2 separate regions of the Homo sapiens genome follow, and region 1 is linked to region 2. Evidence: read pairs that join two places in POLR2A ChIA-PET (ENCODE). Cell type or tissue: GM12878. All regions are shown on one strand. Each heading gives the region's core, and the rest is flanking DNA. Links, peaks and the distances in the headings are about the cores only.

Region 1 (11,520 bases), core at 2,265-7,264, 170 kb before region 2:
AGCTGGGACCACAGGTATGAGCCATCACACCTGGCTAATAAAGGCTCTTAAGAAACAAATACAAGTCTTAGCAGATAGGTGCTACCTCCTTCATTGATATGTTTTAGCTGGTGAAATCTTGGCTCCTGGGAATCTTTGTTCCAGGGCGTTTTTCAGTCCTTGGCTATTATTTTCCTTATAGTTATTCTATTCACCCCCTTTGTGCATTGTATCCTCTCAAGGGTTTTAAATGACACCGTTTCACCCTATAATCCCAGCACTTTGGGAGACTAAGGCCGAAAGATTGCTTGAAGCCAGGAGTTCTCAACCAGCCTGGGCAACAAAGTAAGACCTTGTCTCTACAAAAAAATTTTATTTTAATTAGCCCAGTGCAGTGGCGTGTGCCCGTAGTCCCAGCTACTCAGGAGGCTGAGGTGGGAGGATCATTGAGCCCAGGAATTCAAGGCTGCAGTGAACTATGATGGTGCCACTGCACTCCAGCCTGGGTGACCGAGCAAGACCCAGTCTCTAAAAAATAAGTACATAAATAAATGCTTTCCCGCAGCCACTTGCATATCGAATGATTGCCAGCAGGATTTAACAACCTGGAGAACTGAGCAAGCCCACCACTAGGGCCTATAGTGACTATGCAATTTTGGATACCAATGACCACAAGACCACAGTCCTAACGCAGCTGTTGATGATAGCATCTACATGGCTCTGTTCCAGACTGTGTTAACGGTAGTAACTGAGAATAATGCCATACTCTGGTCACACTCTCAGCTTGCTTTTGAAACTGCCCCTATAAACTTTATAAAATTAATCAGGGAAGAAGAGAGGGGGAATAATGAAAATAAACTGAGCTTGTAGCACGTTCAGCCTTCATTTTGAGGTCAGCTCACTCTCTGACCTGCCTCCTCACAGCTGCTTTTTGCAACCTGTTGACCTAGAATCACGAGACCCTGTTACAGGACGATAGTTCCCCTTAGCTGCTCTGCAGATAACAACTTGAACATTAGGAAGCCTTAAGTTCTCTCTTTGAGCTATTCCTTCAGGTCCTGCATACTGAGGAAACTGCTGACTCAGCTGGTTTGAAGGACCTGACTGGTTTGAAGAGCTGACTCACCAAAAAATGCAGTTTCCATGTCCTGATGATGTCATCCCCCTTACTCAAAACCATCAATGACCCAAGTTTTCTAGCCCCTCACCCTCAACAATCCCCTTAGAAATCCCAGCCCAGAACTCCTCGGAGGGATGGATTTGAGGATCTCCTCGCTTGGTGCCCTGTGATCAGTAAACTCTTTCTGCTTCTGCAAACCCTGCTGTCTCCATGTAATGGGGTCTGTTACTGTGCAGTGGGCAGAGGAACCATAGTCCTGTAATACTTTATTTATTTTTCAGGATGGAGTCTCCTGAGGCTGGGCGTGTTGGCTCACACCTGTAATCTCAGCACTCTGGGAGGCCGAGGCCTTTGGGATCACGAGGTCAGGAGTTCGAGACCAGCCTGGCCGAGATGGTGAAACCCCATCTTTTCTAAAAATACAAAAATTAGCCTGGCGCAGTAGTGGGCGCCTGTAATCCCAGCTACTTGGGAGGCTGAGGCAGGAGAATTGCTTGAACCTAGGAGGCAGAGGTTGCAGTGAGCCGAGATCACACCACTGTACTCTAGCCTGGGTGACAGAGTGAGACTCCGTCTCAAAAAAAAAAAAAAAAAAAAAGAAGATGGAGTCTCCTCTGTTGCCCAGGCTGGAGTGCAATGGTATGATCTTGGCTCACTGTAACCTCTGCCTTCCGGGTTAAAGCGATTCTCCTCCCTCAGCTTCCTGAGTAGATGAAATTACAGGCACGCGCCACCATACCCGGCTAATTTTTTGTGTTTTTAGTAGAGACAAGGTTTCATCATTTTGACCAGGCTGGTCTTGAACTCCTGATATCAGTTGATCCACCCGCCTCGGCCTCCCAAAGTGCTGGGATTACAGGCGTCAGCCATTGTGCCCAGCCCTATAACCCTTTCACTTGTTAAATTAAAATGGAGACCAGGTCTGAAGAATCCCAGAGCAGACAAAACCAGTTAGGCCTCATACATGACCTCAACCTTGCTTGATTTGCAAACATAAGCAAAAATTGAGCTATTTCTTGTAAATGCCTCTATTAAAGAAAAACAGAACTTCAGCTCAACCAGTCAGAAGTAGTCCACAAATTTTTATATAACGGGGGACTTTCTAACGGCATAGACCAAATAAACAACTATATAATTGCAACCAATCAAATAATTTATTTTACTTCTGCGTTTATCCCTTAAATACTTGCCTCTGATGATTTGTCACTGGAACATTAAACCTCTTCTGGTTTGGTGTTTCCCAGTTCATGAATTGCTTTTCACTCAAAGAAGCACTTTAAACTTATCTGTGGGATCTAACAATCAAAACAATTAAACTCAGGAAGATAGAGAACAGAAGGTTGGTTACCAGATGCTGGGAAGGCTAGTGAGGGGGTAGAGGAGAGGAGGTGGGGACGACAGTTAATGGGTGCAACAAAAAAGAAAGGATGATAAGACCTAGTATTTGATAGTACAAAAGGGTGACTATAGTCAATAATAACCTTTTTTTTTTTTTTTGGAGACAGAGTCTCACCCAGGCTGGAGTGCAGTGGCCCGACCTCGGCTCACTACAACCTCTGCCTCTTGGGTTCAAGCAATTCTCTGCCTCAGCCTCCCGAGTAGCTGGGATTACAGGCACCTGTCACCATGCCTGGCTAATTTTTATATTTTTAGTAGAGATGGGGTTTCACCATCTTGGCCAGGCTGGTCTTGAACTCCTGACCTTGTGATCCACCCACCTCAGCCTCCCAAAGTGCTAGGATTACAGGCATGAGCCACCACACCCGGTCCTTTTTTTTTTTTTTTTTTTTTTTTTTTTGAGACAGAGTCTCACTCTGTTGCCCAGGCTGGAGTACAGTGGCACGATCTTGGCTCACTGCAACCTCCGCCTCCCAGGTTCAAGCTATTCTCCTGCCTCAGCCCCCCGTGTAGCTGGGATTACAGGCACACACCACTACCTCCGGCTACTTTTTGTATTTTCAGTAGAGAAGGAGTTTCACTGTGTTGTCCAGGCTGGTCTTGAACTCCTGGGCTCAAGTGATCTGCCCACCTCGGCCTCCCAAAGTGCTGGGATTACAGACGTGAGGCACTGTACCTGGCCTAGTCAACAATAATTTAATCGGCCGGGTGCGGTGGCTCAAGACTGTAATCCCAGCACTTTGGGAGGCTAAGGCGGGTGGATCACCAGGTCAGGAGACTGAGACCAGCCTGGCTAACACGGTGAAACCCCATCTCTACTAAAAATACAAAAAAAAAAAAAAATTAGCCAGGTGTGGTGGTGGGCACCTGTAGTCCCAGCTACTCAGGAGGCTGAGGCAGGAGAATGGCGTGAACCCAGGAGGTGGAGCTTGCAGTGAGCAGAGATCACGCCACTGCACTCCAGCCTGGGCAACAGAGAGAGACTCCGTTTAAAAAAACAAATAAATAAATAAATAAAAATTAAAATTAACATAATAATAATTTAATCATACTTTTAAAAATAACTTAAAGTGTATAATTGGATTACACTTCCTGGTGCTCCTAGATACCAGCATGGGAACATGTCCTTGGGCAGGGCTGGACCAACAACTCCAGGGGCCGAAGCCAACCTGTTCCAGGGTCCTGGCAGCCACCTGCCCCCTCCCTGTGGAACCTCAGACTCTCTCAGTTCCCGTGGGGGAAGGGTGGGGTATCCTCGCCCTCCCACCTCAGGTCTGGGGTGAACCAGACAAAGAATGACTTAAAAGTAGTGGCCTAGGGGCTGGGCATGGTGGCTCATGCCTGTAATCCCAGCACGTTGGGAGGCCGAGGCGGGCGGATCACGAGGTCGGGAGATCGAGACCTTCCTGGCTAACACATGGTGAAACCCCGTCTCTACTAACAATACAAAAAAATTAGCCAGGCGTGGTGGCAGGCGCCTGTAGTCCCAGCTACTCAGGGGGCTGAGGTAGGAGAATGGCGTGAACCCAGGAGGCGGAGCTTGCAGTGAGCCGAGATCACGCCACTGTACTCCAGCCTGGGTGACAGAATGAGATTCTGTCTAAAAAAAAAAAAAAAAAAAAATTAGTGGCATAGGGTTGGGTGTGGTGGCCCACCATAGTTCCAGCTACTCCAGAGGCTGAGGCAGGAGGATCTCTCGATCCCAGGAGATAGAGGCTGCAGTGAGCTGTGATTGTGCCACTGCACTTCAGCCTGGACAACAGAGTGAGACCCTGTCTCTAAAAATAACAACAACAAAAACACAGTGGTCTGCTCCATGTGACTGTGGGCCTTGCCCTATGCTGGGTGCTGTCCTGTGTTGCTTTGTTTGCCTCCCTCCAGCCTTGTGAGCCGTCACTGACCCTAACTTGCATGGGAGGAAAATGGCCCTGGCCACTGGCCTGGAAGTGGCAGACCCAGAATTTGAGCCCCGAGTGCCCCAGGCCTCTCTTTGGAGTCAGTGCTGCCAGGGCAGCTGCTCTTCCCCTCCACCATGGCCAGCGGCAGGACTGTCCGCAGAGAATTCAGGGTGGCTACCCGCATCTGATCCCTTCGCAGATGACGAGACTGAGGCCCAGGGTGGGAGAAGCACCTGCTCAGAGGCACACAGGAGGCGAGGGCAGCACTAAGGTGTCCCCTGGTGCAGTTGCTTGCCTGTTGCCTGCCTCCCATCCTTGGTGGGAGCTCCCTCAGTGTCCAGATCTGTGCCCAGCCCTCGCTGGGGCTCGATACCTCTAGGTTGAAGTTTGAATGTGGGTCCAACAGTCTCGAAAATCCAAAAAACCAAACACACACACAAATGTGATGTACTGCATATCTCAATGACAGCTGTGCTCAGAGAGGGGGACCCAGTGGTCAGTATCCACAGCCCTGGGGAAAGGGGGATCTCCCCCCACAGGCCCCGGTCACTCTCCCCCACCCACCTCCTAGAGGCAGCTGAGCTGCTGCAGCCTCAGAATGAGGTGAGAAAGAAAATATATTTTTAGGGAGGCATATTTTTGGTTCCAGGAAAATGATTCTAAATGAGCAGTTTATTCCCAGGCACGGGGGTGTGTTCCTGGAATGGCTTCTGGGGCAGTGCCCTCCTCCCATCCTCCCCTTTCTCTCTCCTCCCCTCCTCTCTCCTCACCCAGCTTCTCCACCTCTGCACAGAGAAGAGGGCAGGTGTGTGAGCACAGCTCCTGGGCCTGGGCTCTGCCAATGGTCATTTCCTAGTCCTGTGACCTTCGATGGACAGAGTGGGACGGCCTGTGGGTTTGAATGAAGACCTTGGTTGGGGAGGGGGCTTATCCTAAGAGCTCTGTCAAAACAGAGCAGCTGGTCCAGGAGAAGGGAGTGGAAGAGAGAAAGGCCCCAGGGCAAGGAGTGAAGCCACCTGGGTTCTAGTCCCAGCTCTGCCACAGGCTTATTATGTGACCTTGGGGTCAGTCACATTCCGTTTTAAGGCCTCAGTATTCTCTTCTATGAAATGGGCAGTTAAAGTAGGCCCTGCCTGCTCTGTCCATTCTAGATCACAGGGAACAAGCCTCCAGAATGTTCTCAGCCTCGTCCACACACGATGTCAGGATGAAGCCTCAAGCTGGAGCTCAGGGCCTTAGAGGCTCTCCTCCCAGGTAGGGCTCAGCCCCTGTAGGACCATTTCAAAGCACCCAATTCTCCAAGGCCTGCCTGCAATGGCCCAGGGGAGATGTCGCCACCACCACCATGAAGCCTTCCTAGATTCCCTCAGAGAGGAGGTAGCCATTCCCTGCCCAGGCTCCCTCTGTTTTTTCCTTTGTTTTTGTGGGACAAGATCTTGCTCTGTTGCCCAGGGTGGAGTGCAGTGGCATGATCTCAGCTCACTGCAACCTCTGCCTCCCAGGTTCAAGTGGTCCTCCTGCCTCAGCCTCCTGAGTAGCTGAGACCACAGGTGCCCACTACCACAACCGGCTCGTGTTTTTTTTCTTTTGTTTTGTTTTGTTATTTTTTTTTAGAGATGGGGTTTTGCCATGTTGCCCAGGCTGGTCTTGAACTTCTGAGCTCAAGTGATCTGCCCTCCCTAGCCTCCCAACGTGCTACGATTACAGGCGTGAGCCAACGCCCAGCCCAGTCCACCTCTGACTTTGCTGGATTCAGGCGATAGTATCTGGCGGGGTGGTGGGTGGCCATTCAGAGGCACATTTGCCATAAAATGAAGCTGATGCTTCAGGGCCCTTCATTTGCACAGCCGCTTTCCAAAGCCTTCTTCCTAACTGTGTACTCGAGATCCCTTCAAACCGTATAAGCTTCAGACCCTACAGAGGTGGGACCCACCTTGTTTCCACCCCTACCCAGCTTGGAGTCCCAGAGCTCTCCTCTCCCCTCAAGCAGCTCCCCTCCCCGACTGCCAATCTGGGGCTTCTTCAGCCACAGGCCCTGCTGAGTCTACACAGCCTCTTCCCTCCTACAAGGCCAGCCCAGGCCTTGCTCTGTGACCTACAGGCCACAGAGCTCAAACAAAATCTGATTACTCCCCCTCCTCGCACACCAGCCCTGAGGAACCTGGGGATCCACCAGCCCTCAGGAACGCTTTGGGATCTACAGTTTGCAAACCCTCAGCTCACAGACCTGGAAGAGGCCTGAGTTCAAATCCTAACCTGTGTCTAGCAGCCATGTGTCCTGGGGTGTCACCTACCCTCTCACCCTACAAGGACTTTCCCAGCACACAGGGAGGTCAGGGAAGGCTGGCCGAGCCTGGCTCTGTACTAAGGGCGGGGCATGGCTCTGTGAGACCCTCATATGGGCCAGGTCCCTTCGGCGGGCAGGAGGCTCCCCACGATTGAGGACCCCTGTTGTGGGAAGGCCAAGCCTTCTCCCAGTCACCCTGGTCCGGCCACAGGCCTTGCAGATCCTTCCCCAGTGAGATTTCCACTCACTGGGGCACCAGATGGCTTCTGAGTCTCCCCAGCTTCCCCTAGGAGGACTTTGGGATCCTCCTGATCTGGAGCCCTCTTGTCAGAGCCCTGTTTTGGTTCCTCAGTTTTGGGGGTCACTGACCTCCAAGACTGCTGTCACTTGGACTTTCTCAGAAGCAAGCCTGGGCTGTGGCCTCCATCCTGACTCTTGGGCAAGACCGGAAGTTGTGGTGGGAGATGGTTGGGGTGGGGAGGGAGCAGGATGGAGATGGGGGTGGCGAGGGGAGGCCGGGACTTGTTTTGCAAGCCCTGTGATTGCCTTGAGCTGAGACAGCACTTGTGTTTGGGAGGTCTGGTAAGGATCATAAAGTCCCCTCTGCCCACGGGGGACAGCTCAGCACAGGGTGAAAAGCCAGGGCTCTGTCATCACATGCCTGGTTCAAATCCTGGCTGCCCACTTCCTGGCTGGGTGACCTGGGATAAATTATTGAACTCCTGTGAGCCCCAGATTCCCCAGCTGTGAAATGGGACGAAGTAGAGAGCAAGCACCTGGACAGGGCTCACTGTGTGCCGGACTCCAGGGCTGGCCGCTCATTTGGTTCTCATAGTAGCAGCCCTGGGAGGCAAGTTTGCTTGTCGTGCCCAAATTACAGGCCTGTGGGGAGGAGTAGATGAGGGTGTGTTTGGCAAGTGCTCAGAACAGTGCCTGGCAGGTAGTAAGGCCTCCATCAATCTTGGCTTTTAGGATGCCATGGGACTGTTGAGGTCCAGAGAGCTGGTTGTCTTAGCCAATCCCCTGGGGGACAGGTAGAGTCAGGTGACAGCTACTGAGCACCCACTCTGTGTCAGGCCTGGGCGTGCCACTCTGAATAAGGCATCTTAGGCTCACCTGAGTGGAGTTCAGAGATGCCGCTGAGGCGTCCCCACCCCTCTGCTGCTTGGTTAGAGCTAGGAGGCCCTGTCAAGGGCAGAGAAGGCTCTGACTGGGGTGGGGGTGAGGTGGAAAGGTTGAGATGTAGCCACTAGGCGTGCCTTGTGGGGTTCCCCAGGGGCCAGACTGCATGAGTATGTCTGCATGTTGGTGTGTGACTGTGTGAATCCCCTCGGTGACTCTAATTCATTCATCAAACGCCTCCCAATACACCACTGGGCCTGGCATTGCAGTTTAACTGTTGGCCTGGGTCAGGATCTCAGCTCTCACTGCCAGTCGTGGTGCCTCGGCATATCTCCTATCTTCTCTGTGTATTGGTTTTTCATCTGGAAATGGGGCTAATGTGAGTGTGCATTTGATAGAGCAGTGCCTGGCCCATAATCAGCTCCACTTGGGCCCTTCTATAGCTACTGTTCATTTGGGATACTGAATGCTCCCACTTTTGAGCAAGACAGACAGTAGGGACTGAAAGCAGGGTGGGGAGTGCAGGATGAGTGTGATCAGGATGCCGGCAGGACAGGACCAGGCCTGATCACCCAGAGGACATCAGGAAGACTTCCCAGAGGAGGCAGTGTGTATTCTAAAGGCCGGAGGGGGCTGTGACTATTGTGCCAGGAGGCGGCAGCAGCTGGTGCCTGTGGGTGAGGTTATGGTGCTATGAAGGGAGACCCTGAGTATGTGGGGATGTGGCTCCAATGCACAAGGAGGCCTGGGCAAGGGTGACTGTGCAGATGACCCATGTGCTTGAGGGCAGGAAATGTGTGCATCTGTGAACCCCAGGGAGACCTGGGACCCGGGGGGAGCAAGATGAGAAGGACCTTCAGGGGCCCAGACCTGTCTTAGTTCTGGCTGTGACCAGTGTCTTTGAAGAGCAGCAGGTGGCGCTCCTGGCCTGTCCAGACCAAAGATTCTCCACTGCCCCGCCCCCACCTCTTCCCCAGGATGTCAGGGAAGTGGAGTTGCTGCTTCCAGAAGTCTCAGAGCTGGCAGGAACCTCTGAAGATGGGCCATGCTCACTGCCCATCTTACTCATGGAAACCATCCTAATGGTCTCCCTGCTAGATAGTTCTCCGAGCCTTGAATACCTCTCAAGACAGGATACTTACTGCCTCTTAGAATTGCCACTGCTGTCTGTGGCCAGCTGACATCTGGCTCCTCATAATCCCCACCCTAACCCTGCTGGCCCTTTGGGAGCGCCTCAGGGTTGGTATGTTCCTGGGATCTGCTCAGCATCTCTGAAGGATGATGTTATCCCTACATCTGAGTCCCTTCCTTTGTAAGCTTCATTCCCAGCCACCTTCATTGAACTCCATTACGATGGCAGGGAAGAGCTCATGTAATCCTCACAACCTGGTACCTGGCCTGGCACACAGCAGGCACCCAATTTATGCTTGCTAAATGAATGAATGAATGAACTCTGCGTGGTCATTATCTCTATATTACAGTTGGGAAATTGAGGCTCAGAGAGGTTAAGTCACACATCCAACACAATACAGCTCATAACTGGCAGAACTGGGATTTGAACCCAGATACTTGGCCGACCCAGAGCCAGAGCTCTTCAATTCCAAGCTGTGCTACCTCAACAGAAACCAGTTTCCCACCTATTGCACCCCATCAGCCTCCCTGCCCATCTCCCCAAGGTGCCAGTCAAATTTGGATCGAGCATTGATGTCATGCCAAAAGATTTGAGAATTGAATTTTCAGAGGCTGGGACCTCAGAATTCCTAGTTCGAAAGTCTCCCTGTCTTCCCTGTCCAGGATCCCTGTCAAAGGGTGGTGAGCTTGCCTTTCATACCCTTTAGGGACTGGGCTCTCCCTCCCTCCTGGGGAGCCCCTTCTAATTTATCTCTACTTTATGTTGAGTTGACCTTTGTCCCCTGGTCCTCCTCCCAAGGGCCCTGCAGGACAAGTACAGTTACCCCCAACACCAAAAACCCATGGCTGGTCCCCCAGAGTCTCTTCCTCAAGGCCTGCCCCTCCATTCATCCTGGTTTTGGTTCCCCTTTCCTTGAGGGAATTGTTCCAGTTTCAACTCAATTTCGTTCCCCTATTTTCTTTTCTTTTCTTTTTTTTTTTTTTTTTGTTTTTGAGAAGGAGTCTCGCTCTGTCGCCCAGGCTGGAGTGCAGTGGCGCGATCTCGGCTCACTGCAAGCTCCGCCTCCCGGGTTCATGCCATTCTCCTGCCTCACCCTCCTGGTAGCTGGGACTACAGGCGCCCGCCACCACGCCCGGCTAATTTTTTTGTATTGTTAGTAGAGACGGGGTTTCACCATGTTGGCCAGGATCTCCTGACCTCGTGATCCACCCGCCTCGGCCTCCCAACGTGGTGGGATTACAGGCGTGAGCCACCACGACCGGCCTGATTTCATTCCTATTTTCTAATGGCAGGCTCTAAGCTGGGTGCTGGGACACAGGGGCCAGAGAGGAGAGTAACTGAGGGTAGAGACGTCCAGCCAGCTGTCATCAGCAAATAACCTCTTCTTGCTGGCTCTCAGCTTCCCCACCTAAGAAGTGAAGATATTGACAGACCGACCTTATGGGGTTCCTGAGAAATGATATAACACATGAAAGCGCTGGGCACCTGGCATGTGGTCAGGGTTCCAGAAATGTTTCACTCTCCCCTATCTTGCCCCAAAACACTTGGTTTTGAGCCCCAGTAAATGGGAAACACATTCATTGATTCAGCAAATTTGGATTGAGCATCGATGTCATGCCGAGCTCTGTGCTGGTGCTGGGGACATAGCAGTGAACAAGACAGACACAAAACCCTGCCCCCGCTGGAGCTAACACGCCATTGGAGACTTGGAGAAGTAAGAACAGCATGGGGTATGCCGCTGGGGATGAAGGTGAAGGGGGAAAAGGCACCGTGACCACACAGGGTAGAAAGACCACCAGCGCTAGAGACTGCCACTCAGAGATGTACTTTTCTCGCCATCCTGCACTGGAGGGGGTGGTCCCATTCAACCATGGGGGGTCTGAGTCTCAGAGAACTGGGGGCCTTGCTGGAGGCGCACAGCTGGTGTGGAAGCAGCTGCGCTCAGGTCTGCGTGGCTTTTCCTCTGCAGATCCACAGTGACAGGGCCCAGAAGTGACCACCCCCATGGTCCCCTGGGGAGACCGAGGCCCAGAGAGGGCCGGGCCCTGATCTGAGGTCACACAGCCCCTGGGTGTCCTGGAGGCATGAAAGCCCGTGGTCTTGGATGACCTCTGGCCCACTGGGTGGACTGGCTGAGTGTGTGAGGGTGACGATGGGAGTCCAGGAAGAGACACGTGCGTGGAGCCACAGGGGGAGGCTGTAGATGAAAACGCCCATGCGACCCCTCCGCTCGGCGACTTCAGGGAGCCAGGCCCGGGCCCTGGTATCCCACGCGGGACCCTTCCCTTCTACCTAGCACGGCGGCCGCGGAGGTGCGTCCGGCGGGCTCCGCGACCTCCAGCCCCGGGATCGGCGAGGCCGGCTGCTCACTCAGGTGTCCGGGTGCCCACTCGGCAGCGCGGGGCTCCCTCTGGGTGGGGGCGGGGGCTGGGACTGGGGTCAGAGGGCGCGGAGCCCCGCGGGGGGCGCACTGGGGCCCGCCCCGCCCCGGGCCCCTCCTCCGTTCCGCCCGCGCTGGGGGCGGCCCGGCGGCGGCGGCGGCGGCGCACGCTTCCTGCGGGCGCGGCCGCTGTGGGCGCGGAGC
Region 2 (11,520 bases), core at 3,276-8,275:
ATCTTAAGTGCACACCTTGGTGGGCTTCTACAAGGTGAACACACCCATGTGACCTCCACCCAAACTAAGAAATCAGACCAGCACCCAGAGGCCCCTAGAGCCCCCGCCTCGCCACTGCCCCGCCCCCACTGACTTCTGCCTGTCTATGTAGTTCTATAATACATACATCTGTAGAATTACGTAGAAATGAAATTCTGCAGCGCGTGTTCTTTTGTGAGCACTTCTTTCTCCCAACGTTATGTTTGGGAGCTTCGTCTGTGTGGTTGCGGGTAGCTAACTCATTTTTTCCATTGCTGTGTATACTCCATTGTATGAATCTACCACAATGCATTTGCCTGTTTTCCTGCAAAATAACATTTGGATTGATTCCAGCTTGGGGCTGTTACAAATAAGGCAGCCATGGCCACCAGGCTCCGTGCTGGGTGTCCACACACAGGCACCTGTGCTGCTCAGTTGATCTTTCTGAATCACTGTCTTCAATGATTTACTTCTCACACCCACTCCAGGAGGTGGATGGATTCTTCTCTCCCTTCTACAGATGAGGAAATGTTACAGATGAAGTAACATGGCCAGGCCAGGATCCCACAGGGGATCAGCGGCTGCACTGGGGTTCTCACTGAGGTCTGTGAGCCCCAGAGCCCAGTGGAGGGAGGAGGGGATGAGGTGGAGGCGGCGGGTGAGGACGAGAACTGCGGAAGAGTGAAGAGGAGAGAGAAGCCAGGCTCTGGGGAGCTGCAGGCAGCCAGGCCGGGCTGCTGCGGAGTGCGTGGCCCCAGGAATGGGGGCGTCTGGTGGTATCTGGGCTGGCTGGAGAGGTGGTTGGGGAGATAGTGCTCTTGGGGGGCTGGCCCCCACTGAGCCCTCATAAGCTCTGACCAGAAGCACAGGGTGGGGAAGGGGAGCTTCCTCTTGATGGTGACACATCTGACTCCCTTCTCACATCCTCCTCCCAGGCAACCCAGGGAAATCAGGGTGGGCAGGTGAGGTTGAGGGGACTGAGCTTCAGGGAGGGGCCATAATAATAATGATGATGGCAGAAGTGTGAGGCTGTAGGACACAGGGTCAGGGTGGAGCAGCCCTGAGGGGGAGGGGCAAGGGAGGGCTCTGGCACTTGGGACCCATATGGCAAACTGCATTGTCTGTTGGGAAGGGTTGAAGACAAGCCCGGGCCTGTCTTCTTGTGCAGCCTCTGTCCTGGGCTCGCACATTTGGTAGGAGGAGCCAATGAAGTAAACGGATAGGAAAGTGTCCACACTCTGGCTGGCACGGGTGTGTGCTCACTGACGGCTGGGTCCTTTCTCTATAACCTTTACCTCCCTGAAAATCTCAGATGGTGGGTCTCCGCCTGCCTGCTTCTGAGACGGTGGGTCCTGGGCCTCAGGGAGTGAGAGAGAGTGGGCCTGCTCTCCTGCAGAAGGGACTGGTCTTTGAACCCCAGAATCGGGGGTTCTTGTGTCATCACCACCATCCACATGATATTCCTTATCACCATCCTATCCTGATGTCCCCATTGCCGTCACCCCCATCACTGTCACCAACATCACCAACAGCATCTCTGATCATCACTGTCATCACCACGCCAACTCCAACAACATCCCAACAGCCACTCCCCGCCTCACATGGTCACCATGGCCAGTGCCTCCCAGGTGACACCTGGTGCACTGTTTTCACCGCATCCCCTCTGGTACCGCCATCCTTATTGCCCAGCCATGTTCAATACTGACCCCATTGTCCCCATCTTCCCTGATTTCCATCCTCCAGCCCCTGCCCCCATTCTTTTAGCTCAACCTGTTGCTTGCTCCTCAGAGCCACCAGGAAAAGAAACAAATCCCCCTGCCCCTGGCCACTTCCCCAACTGGCCAGCTTGGGGAAGCTGTGTTTGTCATTAAGAAAGAAAGGCTGCGTGCAGACGGGAATAAGAACTGAAACCAAAGATGGGCAGAAGAAGAGGTGAAAAGCGGGAAAGGAGAGTGGGGGTGGGAAGGGTGGCTGAGCATGGCTGGGACCGCAGCCTGAGCCTGGCTTGGAGGCAGGAGGACAGAGCTGATTTTGACCCTGCGACAGTTTTGGTGTGTGACCTTGGGCTGGTCGCTGTCTCTCTCTGGGCCATATTTCCCCGCTGGTAACATCCTCCTCTCAGGGAAGAGACACTCCCGTGCCTTCTGAGTTTCCCTGAAGGGACTGAAACACACCTGCACCACCAGGCCTGTGGCTTTTGCACATGATGTCTGCTCTTTTGGAATGCTTTCTTCTCTTCTGTGTTGGAAAACTCCTACTTGCCCCTCAAAGCCACGCTCATGGGTTTCCTGTTGGTGAAATTCTCCCTAAGTTTTTTAGACAGCAATGCGCTCTCCCTCATCAAGGACCCCAAGCCCCATGCGTGTCCTCTGTCATGGCTCTGAGCACACCATTCATGTATCGAGTTCCCTGGAGACTGTGACACCGGCACGCCAGGGTCAGTGGCTTTTCTAGACAGAGTTTGGAGGCGGTAGGTGCTCAGAGAGTGTTTACTGAGAGTCAGTGAATGCCCAGAGGTAGCAAAAACCACCACCCAATTGTGCTTGTTTATGGTGCACCTGCTGTGTGCCCGGCTCCGCGCACCACACGATTCCATTTGACCTCAGCAATCCTGTGAGGCAGGTCAGTGATTATCCCCATTCCTCAGATGAGGAGCCGAGGCCCAGAGAGGTTAGTGGCTGGCTCAAGGGTGCAGAGCTCGGCTGGGGCCTGGGGCCATCTGACCCCAGCACCCGAGCTCTTATCTTCATGATCTCACCAGCATAGAATGAAGGGACAGTGGGTGAAAAGATGCTGTAATTGGGGAGCAAGTGGGTGAGGGCATGCTGTCTGCCTGCGCATTGTTGGGGGAGAGAAGCCTTGTACCTGTCATGGGATGGCTCGGGTCCCAAGGTCACAGCCCAGCTGGGCTCTCAGAGCTTGGGGAGAAGGCAGCGCTGTGTCCAGGTGGAAACCGGGGACATGAGGGGAAGGCAAGGGCTTGGAGGCTTGGAAATGTTGACTGTCTGCATACTCTGTAGGTCGGCCAGGTACTTTCCAGGAACTACCAACAGCTGTTGGTTAGGGACATGGGTGGGGCAGTGAGGGCCTTCTGAGGGGCAGGGTGCTGGCCCTGGGGTGGCTGGGGGTGGAGGACTGTGGGCAGCCTGGGTGAGATGTCCTACAGTGTGTAGGAGCTCCACCCCACTGACCCTCCTGCGTTCTGTCATCCCAATGGCCCCAGGGGAAAATGAGGGTCTCTTCTCATTGACCAGAATCGAAAGCTGAGGCCAGGGAGAAGCCAGAACCTGGCCAGGGCCACACAGCAGTGAGGCAGTGGAGGAGGCCTCCTGCTCCCCAGCTCTTGTCTCCTGAGCTCTGAGTGGCTGGGGCTGGGGCTTGGTTGCCAGGGAAGGGTGGGCAGATGGCTAGAGAGATCCTGGAGCCTCAGGGGAGCAAGTTCAACCTTGTGGGGAGCCCTGACCCCAGGAGAGAGGCAACAGGGTTCACACCCCAGCCGGGCCACGTGACACAGGACATGTGAGTTCTCTCTCAGCCTCCATTTCCTCATCTGTAAAACGGGAAAATGTTGCCTGTCTTGTAAAGTTTTGGGAGATTGCAGTGCAAGCCTGTGCGTGCAGGTCTGAGCACACAGTAGGTGCTGAATAAATGTGAGTTCCTCTCCATCCTATGTCCTAGAGAGCCACATGGGTGCCTGGAGAGCCGAGCTTCCTCCCTTTCTCCTGGGTCAGGGCCTGGCATCTTCGTGGAAGGTCGGGGCCCCTCAGAGTCTAAGTCAGGCTCTGAGGTTGCCTCGCTCTGTGACTGTGGGCTGGTCCCCTGCCCTCTATGAGTCTCGTGAGCCATCCGGCAATGGGGACAAAGTCCTCCCTCGTCCCCTGCCGCAGGGTTGTTGAGAAAAGGTGAAATGGGGGAGGGTGAGCCTGGGTTTTAAATGCAGGTGGTTTTCACAAAAGTAGAAATACCTCTGGTGCCTGGTGCTGGGGCTGAGGGGAGGGAGGGGGGACTGCAGAGGGAGAGGGGATGGGGGCGCCTCTCTGCCTCCACTGAGGCACTGAGGGGAAGGGTTAGGCCTTAGGCAGAGCCCGGGTGGCTGGAAGATGCCGGGCAGCGGAGGGAATTGGCCAAGATTTGAACCCTAGCCCTGCATATGACCAGCTGGGAGGCCTTGGGCAAGGCCCTGGACCTCTCTGAGCTGCACTTTCTTCGTCTGTGAAATGGGAAGGAAAGTATTAAGAATAGTCCCTTTTCTGGGTAGTGGGGAAGATCATGTGGCATGGAGTTAGGCTGTACAAATGTCCCCTTCTTCCCCTGGGGTGATTGGAGGGGTTACAGGGCAGTAAGGGATGCTTGGAGGAGAACAGAGGAGTTGTAGGGGGAGTTGAGGATTAGTAGAGGTCTCTAAAGTCGGGTAATGTCCAAGGTGACCTCATGGCCTCAGGAGGACAATATTAAAATTTCTAAATTTTTCCATCATATAATTTTTTAATTTCTGGAAATTTTTTAGTAGCTGTTTTATGATGTTCATGATAAACTAGGACAGCAACACATGCGTGTAATTTAGAAAGAAAGAAAAATAGAGGCGTGTGTGCAAAAGGTTTTACTGACATAGATGCATGATCAAAATATCTAAGTCCTCTCCGGGGTTCAGGCTAGCAGGGCTCTGAGGCATTTTGGGGGTCAGGGGAATGGGAAGGCATCAGAACAGCACTGGGAGACTTGGGCTCCTCCCTCAACTTGCTGTGTGTCCTTGGGCAAGCCACCTAATCTCTCTGAGTTTATAAAACAAGCAGAGGAAGCTTATAAAACAAGTACATGCAGGCTCCTTCTAGCAAGGGGAGGTTGAGATGATCTGATTCTAGGCTTTGTTCCAGATCTCAGATAATCCTGGAATCTTGAGACTTTGAAAGTCTTCTCATTTCACAGCTGGCAGATGCTCATGGTCCTTCTCTAAGCCCAGCTGTGACTCATCTGTGATCTGCTTACATACTCCCAGGAACAGGGAGCTCACCACTTCACAGGACACCCCGTTCTGTGCTGGACGGAGCTGTCATCTGCCTCCCTTTCTCTTTCTCTCGTTCAAGGTGAAACTGAGAGGAGAGGGGCTGCGGCCTGGCCTTTAGGGGCTGAGGAAGGAGTTTTTTTCTCTCAGGGCTGTTTCCTGTGAGTGTCAGCCACAGCCCTCACCACACCTGCCTTCTTTTTGGGGTGTTCTCAACTTTCCTGATGAGACAAAGCCTTTCCAGCTCACTCTTTAGCAGGTAGAGGGGGCAGTTAGAGCATGCACCGTGCTCCTGGTACTACTGCCGAACCACGTAAGCTTGCCCCAGCCAAAAGCAGATTCTGTTTGCTGGGCACCCCCTGCCAGTCCCTGAGCTCAGTGCTTTGCAAATATAATGCAATTTAATCTTCACTAAATCCAGTGATTGCAATTTTCCAGATGAGGAAACTCAGAGAGGTTAAGAGACTTGCCCAAGGTCACACAGTGACCTGGATTCAAAATCCTCTTGATCTGATTCTGGAGCCCAGCTCTTCATCACTCTTCCGTTCAGTCCCTTTCCACGCCCCTAAACAGGATGTAATGTGGCAGGAAGACAAGTTGAGACCTGTGTCTGAGCTAAAAAAAAAAAAAAAAAAAAAACCCACACAGTCAGCAAGGGGGAAACAGATGGTGGGTGGCTGGTTGCCTGTCAGCTGAGCATGAGTTACCAGTGCAGGGCTGCCTAGAAAGCCGATGTAAACTTAGGGCCATATTAATAGAGATAGGGCACCGACTAGAGGGGAGGGGACAGTTTTCTTGTTCTTTATATGGGCAGAGGTTACCTGGAGAACTGTATGTATGTCATAGGGGAAGGGTGGAGGGCTTGCTGTGAGGACATGGACACACATAAGGTTGTGAGTTCCCCATGGCTGGAAGCACTTAAGTAGAGGCTGCATGGCACAGGTTTATGGGAGGCATGGATAAGGTGACCTCCAAGGTTCTTTAAAACTGCAGTTTTGTGGCTGAACTTCAGTTGTTTCTAGGGCCACCCCAACACTCAGGCCTATCAGATTCGCCCCTTCCACATCATTCTTAGCAAGGGTCATCTGAGAGTGTGGGGTTCATTTGTTCATTCATTCATTCATTCATTCATTCAACAAATACAACAGCTAGGGGAATGAACAAAGAGACATACAGGCTTTCCCTGCCTGGAACCTACAGTCGAATGGGGATAATGGATAACAGCACAGATTGAGTGCTTACTATCTGCCAGGTACTTTAAGTGAATTATCCCATCTGGCCCCACCACAATCCTATGAGGAAGATGTTATTGTTCCCTGAGGGGCCATGGGAGACAGAGATTCAGGGTTAGATGCTCTCCAGGGCCCTCCTGGGCCTGTGTTGATGATTCCGGGAACCTGAAGCTCTATGGTGCTCTCTGATCCCCAGAGCTTGTTGTTACAGAAGGGGATGCAGTGGAGGGGCCTTCAGCTTCTACCCCCCACCCCACCTCTTTAAGCCTGACCTTCAGTAGTAACAGTTACCACTCTTCCTGAGAACTGGGCCTAAGGGCTCTCCTGGGATAGTCTCATTTACTCCTCACAGTAGCCTCCTAAGGAAGTTACTAGTATTATCCCCATCTTGCAGATGGGAAAACCGAGGCACATAGAAGTCAAGTAGCTTGCCCAGGGTCACATAGCTGGAGAGAGGAAGACCCAGGATTCTGAACATGGGCTCTCTGTGTGTAAAGGCCACTCTTTTGTCTGAGATGCCCTACTGACCTGGCATGCCATCTGCTCCAGGATCCCCACTACTGGCTTCCCTGCTGTACACCACTAAGGTGGGAGGGGCTGGTCGGGGGGCCGTGATGCAGGCTCAGCTGACTGATGCTTTGCTTTGCCTCCAGATCATGAGCGTCTTGTTGTTCATCGAGCACTCAGTAGAGGTGGCCCATGGCAAGGCGTCCTGCAAGCTCTCCCAGATGGGCTACCTCAGGATCGGTAGGTCCAGGGGACGCCGGTGGAGTGGCGGGGGGAGGAGGACAGGGAGGGCCCTGGCCAGGGATAGCCAGGCTAGTGTTGGAGGCACTGCCACCTCTCCATGGACGATGGATGACCTCTGGCAAGTGTCTTCCTTTCTTGGGGCCTCAGCTGTTTCATCCGCAAATGGGGATGTTCCACCTGACCCCACCCACATCTGCAGGTGGTGAGAGCAGATGGAATGGCACTTTGCAAATCCCCACCAGCTGGTAAAGGTGATAGCCTCACTCTTCTGCTTAAAGCCGTCAGTGGCTGCTCATCACACTAGAATAAAATGGAAACTCCTCACCATAGGATCCAGCCTCTGCCCACCTCTCTGACAGCATCTCCCTGCGATTCTCCACCCCACACCTTGCTCCAGCCACACTGACCTCACCAACCCTGTCCCTGTCTCAGGCCGATTCCTCATTGCTCTCAGGCCACTCCCCAGGGATGCCTTCCTCAGCCTCACCCTGGCTGAAGTGGACCCCAGCCTGCACCTCCAGCCCAGCACCCTCTGTCGCATCCTCCTGTGCTATGTGTGATGTTCTGCTTTTGTCTTTGTACTCACTCCAGACTCAGGACTGCAAGAGGGCAGGGCCTGGGCTTTCCTGTGCATCCTCATGTCCCCAAACCAGTGGTTCCCCAAGTGTGGTCCTGGGAGCCTGGCTGGGGTCCCAGGGGCACCCCTGAGCACCTCCCTGCTCTCCTTGCCTTTCAGCTGACCTGATCTCCAGCTTCCTGCTCATCACCATGCTCTTCATCATCAGCCTGAGCCTACTGATCGGCGTAGTCAAGGTGAGGGCTCAGGAGCCCCGCTGCCCCCTGCCCCTTCCTGTTATTCACACCCACTGGTGGTGGGCAGTGCTGGGTGCTGAGAGGGTGGGAGGCGGGTATGTTAGGCGGTCCCACCTGCGTTCTGGAGATCTTCACACATACCTTTTGGAGAACCATGTTTCTCCCTGAGATTCCCTGGGCAGGTGACCTCAGTTCCCTGGTAACATGAGCCTCCACGGGGCCGGGCATGGTGGGCTATGCTGGTCACCGACACTTTGGTGAGAACTAGCTGATGACTCACATCCTTTTAAACGGCAGGTGGAAGCAGGGAATTTTGAGAGTGAAAAGAGGAAGTGTTGTTTCTGGGGGTGAGAGACGGGAGAAAGCACTGGATTTTGTAATGGATGAGAGGAGCCGAAGAAGGGGGAAAGTAGGATGCATGCAGCTCTATCCATGCAGTGACAGGAGCCAGCACCCTGAGGGGGACCTACGCCCTGGAAGGCCCCCAGAGAGCTCATGATCTGATTGGGGAAGATGGGCCTTCAGAGAGACAGGGACAGTCTAGTGTGACAACGAGGGGCTCCTGGGCCCGAGGCAAATCTGGTGGGAGAGTTGAGATGGGCTGTAGCTCAATCCCCTGCAGAAGAGGAACCCGCGGTCCCTGGGTCCCCAGAAAGGCAGGAAGCCAGGGCCTCACCACATAGCCATGGGAGTAGGATCCAGAAAGAGGGTCCTTCCTGTGCAGACAGGGGCCTGGCCCTTGCAGGGCCGGAGGAGTGGGGCGATGATTTGGTGCTGGTTTGGAATGCGTCCACCCTGCCTCAAATGCCAGCACCCACTCCCCTTGCTAACACTCACTCTGTCTTGGAACCCATGCTGCCTGGGGAGGCCGTTTGCCTTGTGCAGGGTGGCTGTGGGTGCTTGTGCAGAAACTCAAAGGGTTCAGCTAGAGAAATGGAGAAATGGAGCAGGTGGTCCCTGAAGACTCTGAGATCAGTCAAGATTGTTCTGGTTGCCTCCTGAGTGATTTTAGACGACCACATGAGACACCAGGAAACCACTGTTGCAGTGATTTTGTCCCCAGCTGTGAGAGCATATGAATGAATACTGGTCATGGTGGTCACTTGCTTTCAATTGAAGAAGAGGGACTTCAGCCTCTTCCTGGCAGGGCCTCTTACTGTGACTTTGGACCCCTGGGAGTGGCTGGTGGAGGAAGGTCCAATTGTATGCGGGGCGTGGTGGGGAGTGGGGGGTGGGGGGGAGGGGCTCTCTGCTGCCTCCGGGCCTTCACTCATGTTGGTCTTTCTGCCTCCAGTGCCCCGCCCCTCCCTCCTGTTCACTCCTAGTCTCCTTCCCCGATCTAGCCCTGGTGTCCCCACCTCCAGCAAGTCCTCTCTGGTCCCCTCTCCTCTGTAAAAAGTGCACAAAGCCCTTCCTTGCTGGGTTCTTGTGAGCAAATTGAGTCAAATCCTGCTCTTTGAGCCCTGATAGATGGGGATGGTTCCCTTACGTCTCCTGGGACACCAAGACTCCTCTCATTCAGGGCCTGGGTCTTATCCACTCCCTGTCCCCAGAGTGTCACTCAGAGGGAGGTGACCTCAACTGAGGAGGGCAGGGAAGGTTTGGGAGAGGGTGGGAAGGGGATGCATGAGGATATCAGGCTGGGTGGCGGAGTGTTGGCTGCATGCAGGGGACACTTGACGGTGCTGGGCCTACCTTTCAGAACCGGGAGAAGTACCTGCTGCCCTTCCTGTCCCTGCAAATCATGGACTATCTCCTGTGCCTGCTCACCCTGCTGGGCTCCTACATTGAGCTGCCCGCCTACCTCAAGTTGGCCTCCCGGAGCCGTGCTGTGAGTACCCAGCCCCCACCTCTCACCGGACAGCAGAGCCCAGGTCTGGCATGGGAGATGGGAGGGGACCAGACACGGGCCCTGTGCTCAGGCTGGGGAGGGTAGGAGCCCTCTTCCTGGCTGGTGTCTTGACCCAGTCTCTGAGTCCCTCCACATTGCCCCAAGTTTCTTCCTCTGTGGAATGTACCTGCAATCACATCTCATCAGCCTGCCTTATGAGGGTTACATGAGGAACACACACATTGGGGGTGCAGCCCATGGTCAGCACTCAGTCAGTGCTGCTGGGAGTGAATTGACACCTGAGGAAAGGACATGTGCGCTTTTTAGCCCCCAGCCCCCAGTATTATTTCTTCTTTGGAACCAAGTTGAAGAAAGGAAGAGAAGGATGATTCATGCCAGTGAGCGCCCACTGTGGGGTGGCTTGAGGGCTGCTGCCAGTCAAGGACACAGTCTCCCAAACCTGCTTTTCTCACTCTCCCCAACTGTTGTCCTTGAAGAGACCGGGGGGCTACATCATGGAAGGGCCCTGGCCCGGGAGTCTGGAGACCTTGGTTCTAGTCTTGGGTCTGCCACCAGCTCTTGGTATGAACATCTGTGTGTTCATGTCTCTCTGTGCACAGGGGACGAGAGTCACTGATGTCTGTAGCTGAGACGGTCTCTCAAGTGAGGGCCTACTATGTGCCGCTCAGTAACTGGGACTTTAATTGCTGCTCCTCATTCCTCCTCCTTGTATTTGTCCTCCCCAGAGCTCCTCCAAGTTCCCCCTGATGACGCTGCAGCTGCTGGACTTCTGCCTGAGCATCCTGACCCTCTGCAGCTCCTACATGGAAGTGCCCACCTATCTCAACTTCAAGTCCATGAACCACATGGTGAGTCTGGGGCAGGGAACCATGCCCATTTGCTGGCTGTGTGGCCTTGAACAGGTTACTTCACGTCTCTGTGTGTCTGTGGTTTAGGCCAGGTTCCCTGGAGTTGGAGCTTGGGAGGAAGATTCTTGTGCTGGTGATTTATTGAGGGAGCCCTCTCAGGAAGAAACTTGTCAGGAGTGAGGAAGGCAGGTTCGAGAAAAGGAGGAAGCCAAGCAAAGAAGCAAAGATGTGGCTGTAGGAGCAGCCCTGCATGATCCCAGAGAGGGCTTTGGCATGTGAATTGCAACACAGACATAATATCAGTTTTTATTGTTGTCTAATGAATTATCTCTAAGCATCATGGCTTAAAGCAATAAACATTTATTATTTCACACAGCTTCTGAGGATCAGGAGCTTGGGAGTGGCTTAGCTGGGTTCTTCTGACTCAGGGACTCTGGTGGGGCTGCACCAGAGATGGTACCTGGGGCTGTGGACAACTGAGGGCTTGATTAGATCTGAAGGATGAACTCCTGGTGGCTCACTCACAGGGCGTGGGCTCTTTGCCTAATTCCTCATCCTGTGGACTTGTAGTAGTGCTGCTTGAGTGCTCTCCTGACATGGCTGCTGGCTTCCCCTGCGGGAGTGATGTAAGAGATAAGCAAGGAGGAAAGGCAGTGTCTTTTAAGACTTCTATCACTTCTGCCACATTCTGTTAGTTAGAAGTGCGTTGCTAAGTCCAGCCCACACTCAAGGGGAGAGGAAATAAACACCACCTTTAGAAGGGAGGCGTCTCAAAGAATGTGTGGTAATATTTGCAAATGACCACAGAGGCAGTCTCACCTAGGGCGAGTTCCCCTGCATCAGTCATTGGTTTCAAGCTGCCCCTAGGGGAGGGAATGTAACCTCCCAGGTATTAGTGGATTAGGTGGTCCCTGTCAGCCAAAATGATCTTGTAGAGAAGAGCATAGGTGTGGCCCATGGGCAGCTGACACCTGCCAGCTGGGGATGGGCCGGTGCGCCAGCCTG

What was found. ChIA-PET counts read pairs that join two places held together with the same protein. Peaks named below come from ENCODE experiments on the same cell type or tissue, not always from the same donor. Only the 100,000 strongest peaks of a DNase experiment are listed, where the experiment ranks them.
Region 1: POLR2A ChIA-PET joins it to region 2 with 9 read pairs; 2 of 35 experiments call an interaction of 5 or more read pairs at or near these places.

What each region holds. Positions count from the first base shown.
Region 1 is chr1:30,908,746-30,920,265 of GRCh38, reverse strand. It overlaps SDC3 (syndecan 3), which reads left to right and starts at 11,508. Exons shown (of 5, transcript NM_014654.4): 1 at 11,508-11,520. It also overlaps the pseudogene RN7SL371P. RefSeq lists an enhancer at 1-958 and a silencer at 11,464-11,520. In GM12878, for the core only: no CTCF peak of the experiment used is centred there; no DNase peak of the experiment used is centred there.
Region 2 is chr1:30,737,935-30,749,454 of GRCh38, reverse strand. LAPTM5 (lysosomal protein transmembrane 5) reads left to right here. Exons shown (of 8, transcript NM_006762.3): 2 at 6,906-6,999; 3 at 7,739-7,815; 4 at 9,518-9,646; 5 at 10,393-10,515. LOC105378620 (a long non-coding RNA gene) reads left to right here. Exons shown (of 2, transcript XR_007065566.1): 2 at 1-5,665. MIR4420 (microRNA 4420) reads left to right here and starts at 10,223; the gene lies at 10,223-10,299. RefSeq lists enhancers at 516-695, 3,226-3,375, 3,696-3,885, 3,896-3,955, 5,397-5,526 and 2 more. In GM12878, for the core only: no CTCF peak of the experiment used is centred there; DNase peaks (open chromatin) are centred at 5,136 and 5,664; H3K4me3 peaks cover 2,925 bases; H3K27ac peaks cover 5,000 bases.